Linked DNA regions of Homo sapiens: region 1 is linked to region 2. A link is an interaction called in ENCODE POLR2A ChIA-PET data of the cell type or tissue named here. Cell type or tissue: GM12878. All regions are shown on one strand. Each heading gives the region's core, and the rest is flanking DNA. Links, peaks and the distances in the headings are about the cores only.

The links. Peaks named below come from ENCODE experiments on the same cell type or tissue, not always from the same donor. Only the 100,000 strongest peaks of a DNase experiment are listed, where the experiment ranks them.
Region 1: POLR2A ChIA-PET joins it to region 2 with 7 read pairs; 2 of 35 experiments call an interaction of 5 or more read pairs at or near these places.

Annotation. Positions count from the first base shown.
Region 1 is chr7:148,519,348-148,526,914 of GRCh38, reverse strand. No RefSeq gene overlaps it. Among named protein-coding and RNA genes, the nearest start is that of C7orf33, 68 kb to the left of the region's middle. In GM12878, for the core only: no CTCF peak of the experiment used is centred there; no DNase peak of the experiment used is centred there; H3K27me3 peaks cover 164 bases.
Region 2 is chr7:149,153,133-149,160,699 of GRCh38, reverse strand. ZNF398 (zinc finger protein 398) reads right to left here. Exons shown (of 6, transcript NM_170686.3): 2 at 6,360-6,755. Among named protein-coding and RNA genes, the nearest start is that of ZNF398, 9.5 kb to the right of the region's middle. RefSeq lists enhancers at 714-773, 2,866-3,433, 3,434-3,999, 4,000-4,567. In GM12878, for the core only: no CTCF peak of the experiment used is centred there; a DNase peak (open chromatin) is centred at 3,580.

The DNA of each region.
Region 1 (7,567 bases), core at 909-5,908, 630 kb after region 2:
TGTAGATGAAGTCTCATAGGTGGACACCTTTAGTGGCAGTAGATGGCAAATGTTTCCTATTCAGACCTTTAAAAGTTGCTGGACTCTCAGCTAATCTCAGGATCAGAAAAAGACCTGGAGAGGGACTGAGATTCTGTACAGAATGTAAATTTCCCCCACAAGAGACAGCTTTGCAGGGCCACTTCAAAATATGTCAAAGAAATGTATTTTGGAGTAAAGTATCTTGATTTCTTTTAGGACCTGCTATCTGTCATGTGATGCTATACTGGAATCAGGTTGGAATTTGGTATCTTACTGCCACAGAGGGTCTGTTTTGTCAGTCTTAAGATTTCTGTTTTGATGTTAATGCTGGTCAATTGTGCCTGAACTCCAAAGGGAGGAAGGTATCAGGAGGCATGCCCTACCTCTCCTTCCCATCATGGCCTGAATTAGTATTTCAGATTTACTTTGAAATCCCCTTGGCTAAGAGGAGGAGTCCATTCAGTCGGATGAGCGGCTTAGAATTGTATTTTTGGTTTACAAAAGGTAAACATCTGAAGTGAATGTGGAACTGCAGAATGCAGATCTGTATGAACTGGAAAAAACATATCTGGGAGGGGAATGATGATCAAAATCAGCCTAACAAGAGAATTACAGATGGGAAATGCAGTTAAAAAAATACCAAAAAAACCCCTCCGTTTTACTGGCCCATTTGCAACCTACTCTCAGTTTATTTTCTTCCAAAACTTTTTTCCTTTTTGAGATGAAGCCTGGCTCTGTCGCCCAGGCTGGAGTGCAGTGGCGCGATCTCGGCTCACTGCAAGCTCCGCCTCCTGGGTTCAAGCGATTCTCCTGCCTCAGCCTCCTAAGTAGCTGAGATTACAGGCATGTGCCACCATACCTGGCTTTTTTTTTTTTTTTGAAACAGAGCTTCTGTTGCCCAGGCTGGAGTGCAGTGGCACCATCTTGGCTCACTGCAACCTCCACCTCTTGGGTTTAAGCAATTCTCCTGCCTTAGCCTCCTCAGTAACTATTACTACAGGTGCACCCCACCACATCCGGCTAATTTTTGTATTTTTAGTAAAGATGTGATTTCACCATGTTGGCCAGGCTGGTCTTGAACTCCTGACCTCAAGTGATCCACCCTTCTCGGCCTTCCAAAGTGCTGGGATTACAGGCTTGAGCCACCACACCCAGCCACAACTTTTCAAGTTAGTAACATGAAACTGTTAATTTGTCCACATCATTTTCTAACAATATACAGCAACCACCTTAATAAACCAAGTTTTTCTTTTCATGCTCCCTTCAAAGACAAAATAAGTCTCCCAGCATGAAATAAATAAATTTCATTACTAAAAGTGGAGATGAGACCAAAACTCCTCAAAGTTCATTCAAAGTTTACCCCGTTATACTTTCCATAGCAAGAATACTATTAGTTACACAGTTGTGGGAGAACTTATAAAACCAGCTGCAAAAGTGAGTGCCACATAGTTCTGAGCTCAGAGAGAAAAATAGAACAAACTACTGGCTAAATTCCTAAATCATATGACTCTGTAAGATGTCACATCATTTATATGGCATAAAATACAGAAGAGCACAGCAATAGTTTTGCTTTATAGCAGTATAAGTTTGCTGCATATAAAGTATGAGTCAGTTCTTGAAAAAGAGAACAGGAGAAGCACTTGATGGCAATTTGTTCTTCTTATCATTGAAAATTCACGCTACAGAAGAAGTTTATGAAGCCGTGTTATTGGTGACTTTGTGTGCCGTGATACAGACTAGACAATGTGCACTGGAGCAGAGTTCATGGAACAACAGCTATGTGAGTGCCCAAAGAGGTTCACCGAAGTGGCAACCCAAATGTCAATCAAAATCAGCTTAAAAAGAGAATTGCTCTATTCTCAGAAAACAGCTGGCAGTCAGTGATATGCCTCTGACCTTTAGCACTGAAGGAAGGAATTTTTAAAAACGTGACTATGTAATCAATGTGACTGTGTATGCTTCTCAGCTCAGCATACATCTTTGCAACATGCCAGGAGAAGAAATGGGCAGAGATGACAAAACACTGCTTTTCCATGCTCAAGTCCACTGGCTCTCAAGAGGGAAGACCCCAAGGGGAAGGGTGCTAGGTGGGGTTTAAAATGAGGGGTAAGACAAAACCTTTCCTTCATTCATGATGCATTTGTTTATCTTTGTCAGAAAAAGAAACCGATGATGTATTATGAAGCACGTTTATGTAGCATGTCCAAATGCTGAATAAACAAAAATTACTTTCCAGAGCTAATACAATGAAAGAGTGGATAAACACAGTGGATGAAAACTTTTTTCCTTGCCTTTGGAAGTGATATACTCATTAACTTAGCATTAATGCAGAACAGAAATTAGTCTTCAGTGGAAATTTCTCCATAATTTCTAGGTCCTTTTTCAATGTGCATATCCAAAATTACTTTGTATCAATGTCAACATCATGGTTGTGATACTGTACTGAAAATTTGCAGGATGTTAGTATTGGGGGAAACTGGGTAAAGGATATGTGGGAATTTCTTCTCAGTTTTTACAATGACACATGAATCTATAATTATCTTAAAATTAAAAGTTTAATTTTAAAAAGTTTAATCAAACAACAACAAAAGCATAACGCTGTGATGAACAAGCCTGTCTGTTCCTATCTTTGTACAGCTCTAAGGGGGCTTCGTTAGGATAAACTGCTCCAAGTGGGATTGCTGGATCAAATCATATACAGATTTTTGCATCTATGTTCATGAGGGATATTGGTCTATAGTTTTTTTTCATGTAATCTCAGTCAGGTTTTGGTATCAGAGTTATGCCGACCTCATTAAAAAAAGTGAGATTTTTATCACTCCTCATGTAATTTATCCTCTTCCACTATAGGAATTTGTTAATTTCCATATTCCTCTTCTACAGTGTCCCACTTCTGAGAAGGTAATTCTGATAATTGTTAGTGTGATCATGAAATACAATACATTTTACTTTATCCTGCCTTTTCCTAAATATAAATGCTGTTCTACTTGTTCTCCCTCTGTTTTTGTAATCATAGCACGTTGTAGTATTGTAGATACAGTTTATAGAAAAGGGGCAATTTCATCTTGGACGTTTAACCTTGCCTGTCTGGATTTGGCTTCATTTTGACTTCGAGTTTGGTCATTTCTAGCATGATCAACTTTGTCCAACATCAGCAAAATTCATTGTCACCTTTCTTGTACTCAGGAGAGTTTCAAAGCCTGAAATCGTTTCATCTTTCACACATATTTCTGTTTTTCCTTCCTCTCTCCTTCTCTGCTACTGCAGAGGGTAGAAGTAGCATAAACCTTCACAGATGCACTTTTTCACATTTCAAGTTTGCATTGTGATCATAGACCTTTCAACCAAAAACGATTCCAAACTTTTAAAATATGTTCTTCAGTACAGTTGTCATTTCTGTACCCTTCTCTTCTATTTTTGTTAATTGGTGAGACAACTTTTAAAGAAATGCCTTCATGGGTATAGTTCTCTTTGTAAGCAGCTAAGAGAAACAAACAGATCGTCTCTCATTTTCTTTGAGACTCCTGTGGGCTAAAGTTCACGACTGTGTTTTCATGCTCCAGGCGGCACACGATCTTTCCTTGAGCTGAGCTTTATCTGTGTTTGTGACTTTCATAATTGCTTCAAGAATCTGAACAACCATTTTCCTTCTTCTTTTCATGTTTAGCCCCCTTTTCTCTCCCCTCTGGCTCTCCACTGGCCTCCTTCCTCTTCTGTTCTCATTGTGGGTCTTTAGCTTGGTCTACAGTGGCCTGCTCTTCTCATTCTTTTTGGTTTTTATTTGCATGAATTTCACTAGACCCTTCTGTTGGCACAGTATAGCCATTTTCACCCCGACTTTTACTTTTAGAACCCTTTGCTGATTATTTTATTTTTATTTTTATTTGAGACAAGATCTCACCCTGTCACCCAGTCTGGAGTGCAGTGGTGCAATCATGGCTTACTGCAGCCTCGACCTACCTGGGCTCAGGTGATCCTACCACCTCAGCCTCCCAAGTAGCTGGGACTACAGGTACACACCACCACGCCCAGCTAATTTTTGTATTTTTTGTAGAGACAGAGTCTTGGTTTGTTGCCCAGGCTGGTCTCGAACTCCTGGGCTCAAGCCATCCTCCCACCTTGGCCTCCCAAAGTACTGGGATTACAGGTGTGAGCCATGGCGCCCAGCCCCTTTGCTCATTCTTAACTATTTAGTTGATTTCCTTCTGTTTCCCATGTAATTCCTTAAATTTTCCCATCTCATTGTGATCTCTCTTAGAAATACCTCTTTGTTCTTTTACATCCTCAGCCACATCCCTGCCTTTATCTGGATCCCCAAGGCTGCCACAGCAGTGTTTTACGATGTGATGATTTCCTGCCGTGTCTAGATGATTTTCTTCCCTTCCTTCATCTATTTTGTTTTTAAACCTATTTTGCGAAAGGCACTGGTAATATAAAGGTTATGCTCTTAACATTTCTGTAGGTAAACAAAAGGCATTGTTCTCCTTACCTGAAACATTTCTGACCAGCTCCTGCATATGAAATCCTATTTTTAGCTGTATTCCTAGTATGTTTTGAGCAGCTCTCATATGGTTCTGATCCTTTACTAAAAATAAACAGCATCGCTGGGCGTGGTGGCTCATGCCTGTAATTCCAGCACTTTGGGAGGCTGAGGTGGGCGGATCACAAGGTCAGGAGATTGAGACCATCTCGGCTAACATGGTGAAACCCTGTCTCTACTAAAAAATACAAAAAATTAGCTGGGCCTGGTGGTGGGCACCTGTAGTCCCAGCTACTCGAGAGGCTGAGACAGGAGAATGGCATGAACCTGAGAGGTGGAGCTTGCAGTGAGCCGAGATTGTGCCACTGCACTCCAGCCTGGGTGACAGAGCGAGACTCCATCTCAAAAAAAAAAAAAATTAACAGCATCCTGTATGTGGCTAGCCAGCCCCTCCCCTTGTCAGCATTCCTTACTACACTTTCTGGATGTCCAATATTAAGTCTGTTGGCTACTTTTACTGGAATGGCTAATTCATCACCACCTCTTTTTGATCAAGCCTCAAACTCTCCCAAATTCACCGATTCAGTCCTAAAATGAATAGTCTTACCTGCTAAGTAAAATTCTTTTTGCTGTCTTTAAAATCCTAATATATTTCCCAAAGTAAATCCAATTCCTCTGCTAGTCAGGTCAATGACCCCTGACATGTCCCTTGAGTTAATCTCAACTTAGCTAGTAACCAGGGCTCCACTCATCTGCCAGGTGGCTGCTTTCATCCTTCGTGAGTGATTCTCCCTCTGGGGGCATTTTTTCCTCCCGCCTCAGAGAAGCAGAGCAGGTTAGGACTTTGTGTTGTTTGGCTTTGAATTTCTAGCACCTGGAATAACCCTGGGCACGTTGTGGGCCATGAGTGAACATGTGCTGACTGAATGAATGGGTGAATCTCCTCAAGCCGCTGGTGGTTCTGAGGCTTCTGTGTCACTTTGAAGTCCTTAAGGAAGACAAAATAGACAAAGAATCAGGCTCTACCGGTTGCTTTCACTAGCTTCAGGTGGCTTATGTACTCAGCCCTGTTTCCTGTGTCTGGAGAAGCTTACCCCCCCGCCTTTTTATTTGTTGTTGTTGCCCGTGCCTACCTGCTTCTCCCAAGCTTGCTCTTGTTCATCCTCTAGGTCTTGGCTTAAATGTCAGTATCAGTTCATCCGGGTGATCTTTTTGGACATCCCAGACTTGGCCCTGACCTCTTTTTGTGCGCTCTGGTTTCCCATGCACTTCCTTTTGATGGCGCCTCACTTTTGCTGTTATTGCCCAACATCTGTTTTTCCCACTCATCCTAAAATTCCATAGGGTCAGGGACTGAGGTGGTGCTTCACGCCACACTATTCCTGGTGCATGTGGGAGACAAGAAGTATTTGCTGAATTAATCACTAATCAGAGGAATAATACAAAAATATGTCCTTCTGGCCCATCAACATATGAACGGACAAAGAAAATGTAATTTATTTTCATTATTTATTTTTTGGGGATAGAGTCTCACTCTGTCACTCAGGCTGGAGTGCAGTGGTGCAATCTCAGCTCACTGCACCTTTGCCTCCCGGGTTCAAGTGATTCTCGTGCCTCAGCCTCCCAAGTAACTGGGATTACAGGGGTGTGCCACCACGCCTGGCTAATTTGTGTATTTTTAGTAGAGACCGGGTTTTGCCATGTTGGCCAGGCTGTTCTTGACCTCCTGATCTCAAGTGATCTGCGTACCCTGGCCTCCCAAAGTGCTGGGATTACAGCCACCATGCCTGGCCAAAAATATGGTTTATATAGATGGTGGGATGTTATTCAGCCACGAAAAGAATGAAATCCTGTCATTTGCAGCAATGTGGATGAAACTGGAGGCCATTATGTTAAATGAAAGAAGCCAGGCACAGAAAGATAAATATCACATTCTCACTTATATGTAGGAGTTAAAAAAGTGGATATCATGATGGTACAGAGAAGATTGGTGTCTACCAGAGCCTGGAAAGGGGAGAGAGATGGAGAGATGAAGGGGAAAAAAAGGATATAAATGTATTTATTACCACAGAACTATTGACTTAAAAATAGTAAAGATGGTCAATTTAAAAAATAAAAAATAAAATGTACTTCTGGTCCTTGGGATGATACGCTTACGCTTGTGAACCCTGAAAATCTGAGACAGGTCTTAGTTAATTTAGAAAGTTTATTTTGCCAAGGTTGAGAACATGCACCCATGGCACAGCCTCAGGAGGTCCTGATGACATGTGCCCAAGGTGGTCGGGGCACAGCTTGGTTTTATACATTTTAGTGAGACATGAGACATCAATCAGTATATGTAAGATGTACATTGGTTCCGTCCAGAAAGGAGGGACAACTCGAAGCAGGGAGGGAGCTTCCAGGTCACAGGTAGCTGAGAGACAAATGGTTGCATTCTTTTGAGTTTCTGGTTAGCCTTTCCAAAGGAGGCAATCAGATATGCATCTATCTCAGTGAGCAGAGGGATACTATGGGAGGCAGGTTTGCCCTAAGCAGTTCCCAGCTTGACTTTTCCCTTTAGCTTAGTGATTATTTAGGATTTATTTTTCTTTTACAGCTATATTTTATGAAAGGGGAACCAGGAGTTGGATATTAGAACAAGGGAGGTGTATTAGTCCATTTTCACACTGCTGATAAAGACATACCCAAGTGTAGGCAATTTACAAAAGAAAGAGATTTAACTGGACTTACAGTTCCACATGGCTGGGGAAACCTCACAATCATGGCAGAAGGCAAGGAGGAGCAAGTCTCATCTTACATGGATGTCAGCAGGCCAAGAGAATGAGGAAGATGCAAACGCGGAAACCCCTGATAAAACCAACCTATCTCAGAACATATCTCAAAATAGTAAGAGCTATTTATGACAAACCCATAGCCAATATCATACTGAGTAGGCAAAAGCTGGAAGCATTCGCTTTGAAAACCAGCACAAAAAAAGGATGCCCTCTCTCACCACTCCTATTCAACGTAGTATTGGAAGTTCTGGCCAGGACAATCAGGCAAGAGAAAGAAATAAAGCGTATTCAA
Region 2 (7,567 bases), core at 1,648-6,647:
GAAAATATTCTGAGTATCCACTACATACAAGGTTTTCCCTAAGCATTGAGATAACTAAAATATGGTTTCTGCCCCAAAGGGGAATATGACTATCTGCAAATGAATGACATGGACAAGACATGGGGCTGGCATGACTCAAAAAGAGATGTGACTTTGGCTAGTCCTAATGGGAATGGAGAAAACATTCAAGTGAAGGAAACTGAAGAGTGCATTCAGAGGAGGACTGTGAATTCTGCCTCACTGGGGTTAAGACTGCATGTAGGGAATGGCCATATGCAGAAGAGAATCCCACTTCCTAGTATAAACTGGTCTATACTCTCAGCTCACTGCAAGCTCCGCTTCCCAGGTTCACACCATTCTCCTGCCTCAGCCTCCCAAGTAGCTGGGACTACAGGCCCCCACCACCACATCTGGCTACTTTTTTGTATTTTTAGTTGAGACCCCCGTGTCAGCCAGGATGGTCTCGATCTCCTGACCTTGTGATCCGCCCGCCTTGGCCTCCCAAAGTGCTGGGATTACAGGCGTGAGTCACCGCGCCTGGCCTAGAAAAGAGGATTTTTTTGGTGTTCCCAACACAAAGAAATGATAAATGCTTCAGGTGATAGATATGCTAATCAGCTAATTATCCTCCTTTTATCATTACACTTTATACAAATGTATCAAAGTTTCACACTGGCTGGGCCCGGTGACTCACACCTGTAGTCCCAGAACTTTGGGAGGCTGAGGAAGAAGGATCACTTGAGGTCAGGAGTTCGAGACAAGCCTGGCCAACATGGGGAAACCCCATCTCTACTAAAAATACAAAAATTAGCCAGGCATGGTGGTGCATGCTTTTAGTCCCAGCTACTCGGGACTGAGACACGAGAATCGCTTGAGCCTGGGAGGTGGAGGCTGAAGTGAGTGGAGACTGTGCCACTGCACTCCATCTTTCTAACAGAGACAGAGTGAGACTCCATCTCAAAAAAAAAAATTTTTTTTTTTTTTGAGGAAAAGTTATTTTGGACCTGGAACTTGGCATTCAAATTTAAGAGCAGAAAAAGAGCATTTTTTTTGAGACGGAGTCTCACTTTGTAGCCCAGGCTGGAGTGCAGTGGTGCGATCTCAGCTCACTGCAACCTCCACCTCCCGGGTTCACGCCATTCTCCTGCCTCAGCCTCCCGGGTAGCTGGGACTACAGGCACCCGCCACCATGCCCGGCTAATTTTTTTTGTATTTTTAGTAGAGACGGGGTTTCACCATGTTAGCCAGATGGTCTCGATCTCTTGACCTCATGATCCACCTGCCTCAGCCTCCCAAAGTACTGGGATTACAGGCGTGAGCCACCGCGCCCAGCCGAAAAAGAGCATTTTCAACAAAGCAAGGACACAAAAGTTTCTCATATTTCAATTTAGTAAATCTTTAATACATTTTGACTAGAATCAAATGCATTTTAATTTCATTAAGAAATATTTAAGAGATGGCCAGGCGCGGTGGCTCACACCTGTAATCCCAGCACTTTGGGAGACCAGGGCAGGTGCATCACTTGAGGTCAGAGTTCCTCTAAAAATTCAAAAATTAACCAGGCGTGGTGGTACACACCTGTAATCTCAGCTACTTGGGAGGCTGAGGCAGGAGAATCGTTTGACCCCGGGAAGTGGAAGTTGCAGTGAGCCGAGATCACGCCACTGCACTGCAGCCTGAGCAAGAGGGAGACTCCATCTCAAAAAAAAAAAATCTTTAAGGGAAATCACATTACTTTATAGATGATTTTAGAGTCTAAGATGGACAGTTTAACTGTTAACCACTTATTCCAGATAAGACAATAATTTTAACTTACCTTTACTATTATTCTTAAAATAAATACTAATTTTCTTTTTTTTTTTTTTTGAAACGGTGTTTCGCTCTGTCACCCAGGCTGGAGTGCAATGGCATGATCTCGGCTCACTGCAACCTCTGCCTCCTGGGTTCAAGCAATTCTCCTGCCTCAGCCTCCCGAGTAGCTGGGATTAGAGGAATGCGCCACCATGCCCAGCTAATTTTGTATTTTCAGTAGAGACAGGGTTTCACCATGTTGGTCAGGCTGGTCTCCAACTCCTGACCTCAGATGATCTGCCTGCCTAGGCCTCCCAAAGTGCTGGGATTACAGGTGTGAGATACCACGCCAGGCCATGAATACTAAATTTAAATTATCCCAAGGAACTTCTGGAGGAGCTCCAGATGCACAAACAAAATGTACTATGGAGAAGGTTCTCTATGAGAAACGGCTCCAATATCCTTCCCAGGTACTTCCTCATCTCCACCCCACTTCACAGAAAAATCTGAAAAAGTTGTTGATCATCTTTCCATTTTTTCTCTTCGCATTCACTCTTCAAAATCTGCTCCATTCAGTCTTCTATCCCACCAGTCCACACAAGCAATTATTGTAAAAGCCACCAGTGACATCTATGCAGACAAATCATACTCAATGTCCTCATCTTTCTAAACCTCCCAGTAACATATTCAACATAAATGACAACTCTCTACTTGGGATGCTTTTTTTTTCTCCTTGGCCCTGTGACACCACATACTTTCCTGTTTGTTTTTTCCTCTACCTCATCAGCCTTTCCTTCTTTTTGATTTTTATTTTTATTCGTTTTTTGGAGACGGAGTCTTGCTCTGTTGCCCAGACTGGAGTGCAATGGCACGATCTCGGCTTACTGCAACCTCCACCTCCTGGGTTCAAGCGATTCTCCTGCCACAGCCTCCCGAGTAGCTACAGGCAGGGACTACAGGCGCCTGCCACCATGAGCCACGGCGCTGGCCCAGCCTTTCCTTCTTAATCTCCTCTGCCGGCTCCTCCTACCACCGGACTTGGTCCTGGACTCTTTTTTTTTTTTTTTTTTTTGAGACAGAGTCTTACTCTGTCGCCAGGCTGGAGTGCAGTGGCACGATCTCGGCTCACTGCGACCTCCGCCTCCCGAGTTCAAGCAATTCTCCTGTCTCAGCCTCCCAAGTAGCTGGGACTACAGGCGAGCGCCACCACGCCCAGCTAATTTTTGTACTTTTAGTAGAGACGGGATTTCACCATGTTGGCCACAATGGTCTCGATCTCTTGACCTCGTGATACGCCTGCCTTGGCCTCCCAAAGTGCTGGGATTACAGGCGTGAGCCACCGCGCCCTGCTGGTCCTGGATTTTCTTTTTTTTTTTTTGAGACGGAGTCTCTGTCGCCCAGGCTGGAGTGCAGTGGCGCCATCTTGGCTCACTGCAAGCTCCGCCTCCCGGGTTCATGCCATTCTCCTGCCTCAGCCTCCCGAGTAGCTGGGACTACAGACGCTCGCCACCACGCCCGGCTAATTTTATATATTTTTTAGTAGAGACGGGGTTTCGCCGTGTTAGCTAGGATGGTCGCGATCTCCTGACCTCGTGATCCGCCCGCCTCGGCCTCCCAAAGTGCTGGGATTACAGGCATTAGCCACCGTGCCCCGCCCTGTCCTGGACTTTCTTAGTCCACTTTTAACGTCTCTCCTGAAAGTATCACAGGCATTTCAAACCTAACATTGTCAAAGGGGAACTCCTAATTTCCTCCCACCCCCAAGGCCACACTTTCCCAAGGTATTCCCCTCAAGGAAACTCCAACACCATCTACCCAGTTCTTCAAGCCGAAAGCCTGAGACAGTAAACCTAACGTGGTTAAGAGCATCTGCTCTGGAGCCAACCTAGTTAAAACACAACTTTGTTATTTATATTAACTATGTGACCTCGGGCAAGTTGGGTTCTTCTGAGACTCATATGCCTTAAAATAAGTAGAACACTTAGAATAGTAAGTTCTAACTAAATTACCACACAGTAAATTTATAATTATTCTTTTTTTTTTTTTTGAAATGGAGTTTCGCTCTTGTTGCCCAGGCTGGAGTTCAGTGGTACAATCTCCCCTCACCGCAATCTCCGCCTTCTGGGTTCAAGCGATTCTCCTGCCTCAGCCTCCCAAGTAGCTGGGATTACGGGTATGCGCCACCAGGCCCAGCTAATTTTTTTGTATATTTAGTAGAGATGGGGTTTCTCCATGTTGGTCAGGCTGGTCTCAAACTCCTCACCTCAGGTGATCCACCTGCCTTGGCCTCCCAAAGTGCTGGGATTACAGGCGTGAGCCACTGCGCCTGGCCTACAATTACTGTTCTTAATGCCTTATTTCCTAATTCCCATCAGTAACTCTTTTTTTTTTTTTTTTTTTTTTTGAGATGGAGTCTCGCCCTGTTGCCTGGTCTGGAGTGCAGTGGCGTGATCTCGGCTCACTGCAACCTCCCCCTCAACTTCAAGCGATTCTCCTGCCTCAGCCTCCCAAGTAGCTGGGATTACAGGTGCCCACCACCACGCTCAGCTAATTTTTTTGTATTTTTAGTAGAGACGGGGTTTCATCATGTTGGCCAGGCTGGTCTCAAACTCCTGACCTCATGATCCGCCCGCCTCAACCTCCCAAAGTGGTGGGATTACAGGCGTGAGCCAATGCACCCTGCCTTCCCATCAGTAACTCTTATTGTCAGTTCTACCACCAAACATCCTGCATCTGTCCACTTCTCTCCATCTCTACAACTGCTACCCTCATCCAAGCCACTTGCATCCCTCCCTGCCTTAGTATTTCCTCCCTTCTTCAGTTCTTCCCCTACGATCCATCCTCCACAAAGCAGCCAAAGGGATTCTTTCAATATATAAAACTGGCCGGGCGCGGTGGCTCATGCCTATAATCCCAGCACTTTGGGAGGCCAAGGCGAGCGGATCACGAGGTCAGGAGATCAAGACCATCCTGGCTAACATGGTGAAACCCCGTCTCTACTAAAAATACAAAAAATTAGCTGGGCATGGTGACGGACGCCTGTAGTCCCAGCTACTCAGGAGGCTGAGGCAGGAGAATGGCGTGAACCCGGGAGGCAGAGCTTGCAGTGAGCCGAGATGGCGCCACTGCACTCCAGCCTGGGCAACAGAGTGAGACTCCATCTCAAAAAAAAAAAAATTAAAAAAAAAAAAAAAAAAAAAATATATATATATATATATATATATAACCAAATATAATTCCTCTGCTTCAAACCCTCCAATTTCTCCTCATTACACCTTAGTTAAAAATCCAAATTCCTTTCCTTGGTCTTAAATGCCCTACACATCAGTGATTCACAACCCTAGTCATATATTAGAATCATCTATGGAGGTTTTTAAAAAATTATTCATGCTTAAGCTCCATCCTGGACCTATTAGGTCAGAATCTGGATGTGATGCTCACCAAAATTTTAAAAGCCTACCAGGTGATTCTTCTTTTTTGTCGTTGTTGGAGACGGAGTCTCACTCTGTTGCCCAGGCTGGAGTGCAGTGGCGCAATCTCAGCTCACTGCAACCTCTGTCTCCCGGGTTCAAGCGATTCTCCTGCCTCAGCTTCCCAAGTAGCTGGGATTAAAGGCGCCCACCACCAAGCCCAGCTAATTTTTGTATGTTTAATAGAGATGGGGTTTCGCCTTGTTGGCCAGGCCAGTCTTGAACTCCTGAACTTGTGATCTGCCTTTCTCGGCCTCCCAAAGTGCTGGGTTTACAGGTGTGAGCCACCACACCTGGCCAATTTTTGTATTTTAAGTAGAGACGGGGTTTCACCATGTTGGCCAGGCTGGTCTTGAACTCCTGACCTCAGGAGATCCACCTGCCTCAGCCTCCCAAAATGCTGGGATTACAGGTGTGAGTCATCTCGCCAGGCCTTTTTTTTTTTTTTTTAGAAGGAGTTTTGCTCTTGTTGCCCAGCCTGGCATGCAGTGGCATGATCTCGACTCACTGCAACCTCCAACTCCTGGGTTCAAGCTATTCTCCAGCCTCAGCCTCCCGAGTGGCTAGGATTATAGGCATGTGCTACCACACCCGGCTAATTTTTGTATTTTTAGTAGAGACAGGGTTTCCTCACGTTGGCCAGGATGGTCTCAAACTCCTGACCTCAGGTATCTGCCCATCTCAGCCTCCCAAAGTGCTGGGATGAGCCACCGCGCCCAGCCTCAAATTGACTGATTTAAAAGAATATTTATGTAGTCTCCTCCCCAAGAATCTGGCACACAAGTTAACGAAGAAAGAAGCGGCTCATGGGTAATGGGTAGGAGAAACCAAAAGAGAAAAAAAATCCATCTACCAGATAGCCAACTTTGGTCCAGCAAGAGGTTTCCAATCTGAATCTTGGCACTCTAAATGGGTACTAAATTGAACATAAAATGTTTCCCAAATAGACAAACATAAAACACCTTCATGATTCTTTCAGACTGAGATATTTTAAGAAACTTTAAAAGGAAATAAAAAATCTAAGTAACTGAATGACCAAGACTACTACTAATGTAAGTTCTAGTGGTACCACTTTACATCTAGAAATGAAGGTATTACCTTTGGGATATCTCCCTTAATACCTGGAGGGAGCCGCAGGATCCAGAAGTTCCTGTTGCGCAGCAGGTTCTCCAAGTTCTCCAGCCGCCTCTGCAGCAGCCCGTACTCCTGCAGCAGGGTTCCCAGCACGGCCCACTTGCCCTCCAGCTGGTTCCCAAGCTCGGTAACTGTCTTTTCACAGCTGGCTAGTTTCTTCTCTGCTGTCCCTGTCCGACCTTCCAGGTGTAGGAGTCGCCGGCTGTGGATCTCCACCTTCCTCTCTATAGCCTGCACGGCGGCCACCACTGTCCACAGAGAGATAGCTGCTGTCTGCAGGTGTGCCTCATTTGCTGCTGGGGGTGTAGGAAGAGGAAGGGGCTGCAGGGATGTAAGGCACTCGGAGTCCCATTCAGATGTCTGCATGCAGTGGAAAGATGGAACAAGACATTGAGTGTTAGAAGGAACCCTAACTCCAAACTAAAATCAGATAAGGACTGCTTAACTGTCCAGCAGAGATTAATTTGAATATAGTTCTAGTACTGCCTGCGTATGCCTCATCTTTCTGGAGCTCACTGGCATCAACAGCCAAGAGACCTGATTTGGTGGTTCTGGGATAGATTGGGTAAGACAGTGAATTAATGAAATTGGCTCTTGAACTAGTCTGGTATATTTCCTCCGCTATAAGGCCCAGCTTAGGTTGCTGCAGCATCCTCTATCTCTGGAAAAGGCAAATGTGCACAAGGATCCTTTCCAGGCCTCACTGAACCTAGTGCCCTCTGATAAATCCATTATAGACTTATGCTCTAGACCTGTCAATCACCCTGTTTACAAACTACAACCACACCATTCAGTAATGGCTGAATAAGCTAAGAATCTTGAATCTGAAGAAAACATGAGAGCTGTTTTCAGATAATGAGGGTTACAAAACAGAAGGCAGAACAGCCTTGTTTCATCTTACACTATGTTACTCCAGAGGGCAGAACTAGAACCAACATAACGAAATTTTCAGACAGGCAAACTTTGGCCTACAATAAATACATTTTTTTCTTTTTAGAGACGGGGTCTTGGTGTCTCATTATGTTGCCTAGGCTGGCTCACTCAAGCAATCCTCCTGCCTCAACCTCCTAAGTAGCTGGGGCTACAGGTGTGTGCCATTGTGACCCACTAATAAATAATTGTTGAACTATTCAAAAAAAGAAATTCTTGCCGGTGCGGTGGCTCATGCCTGT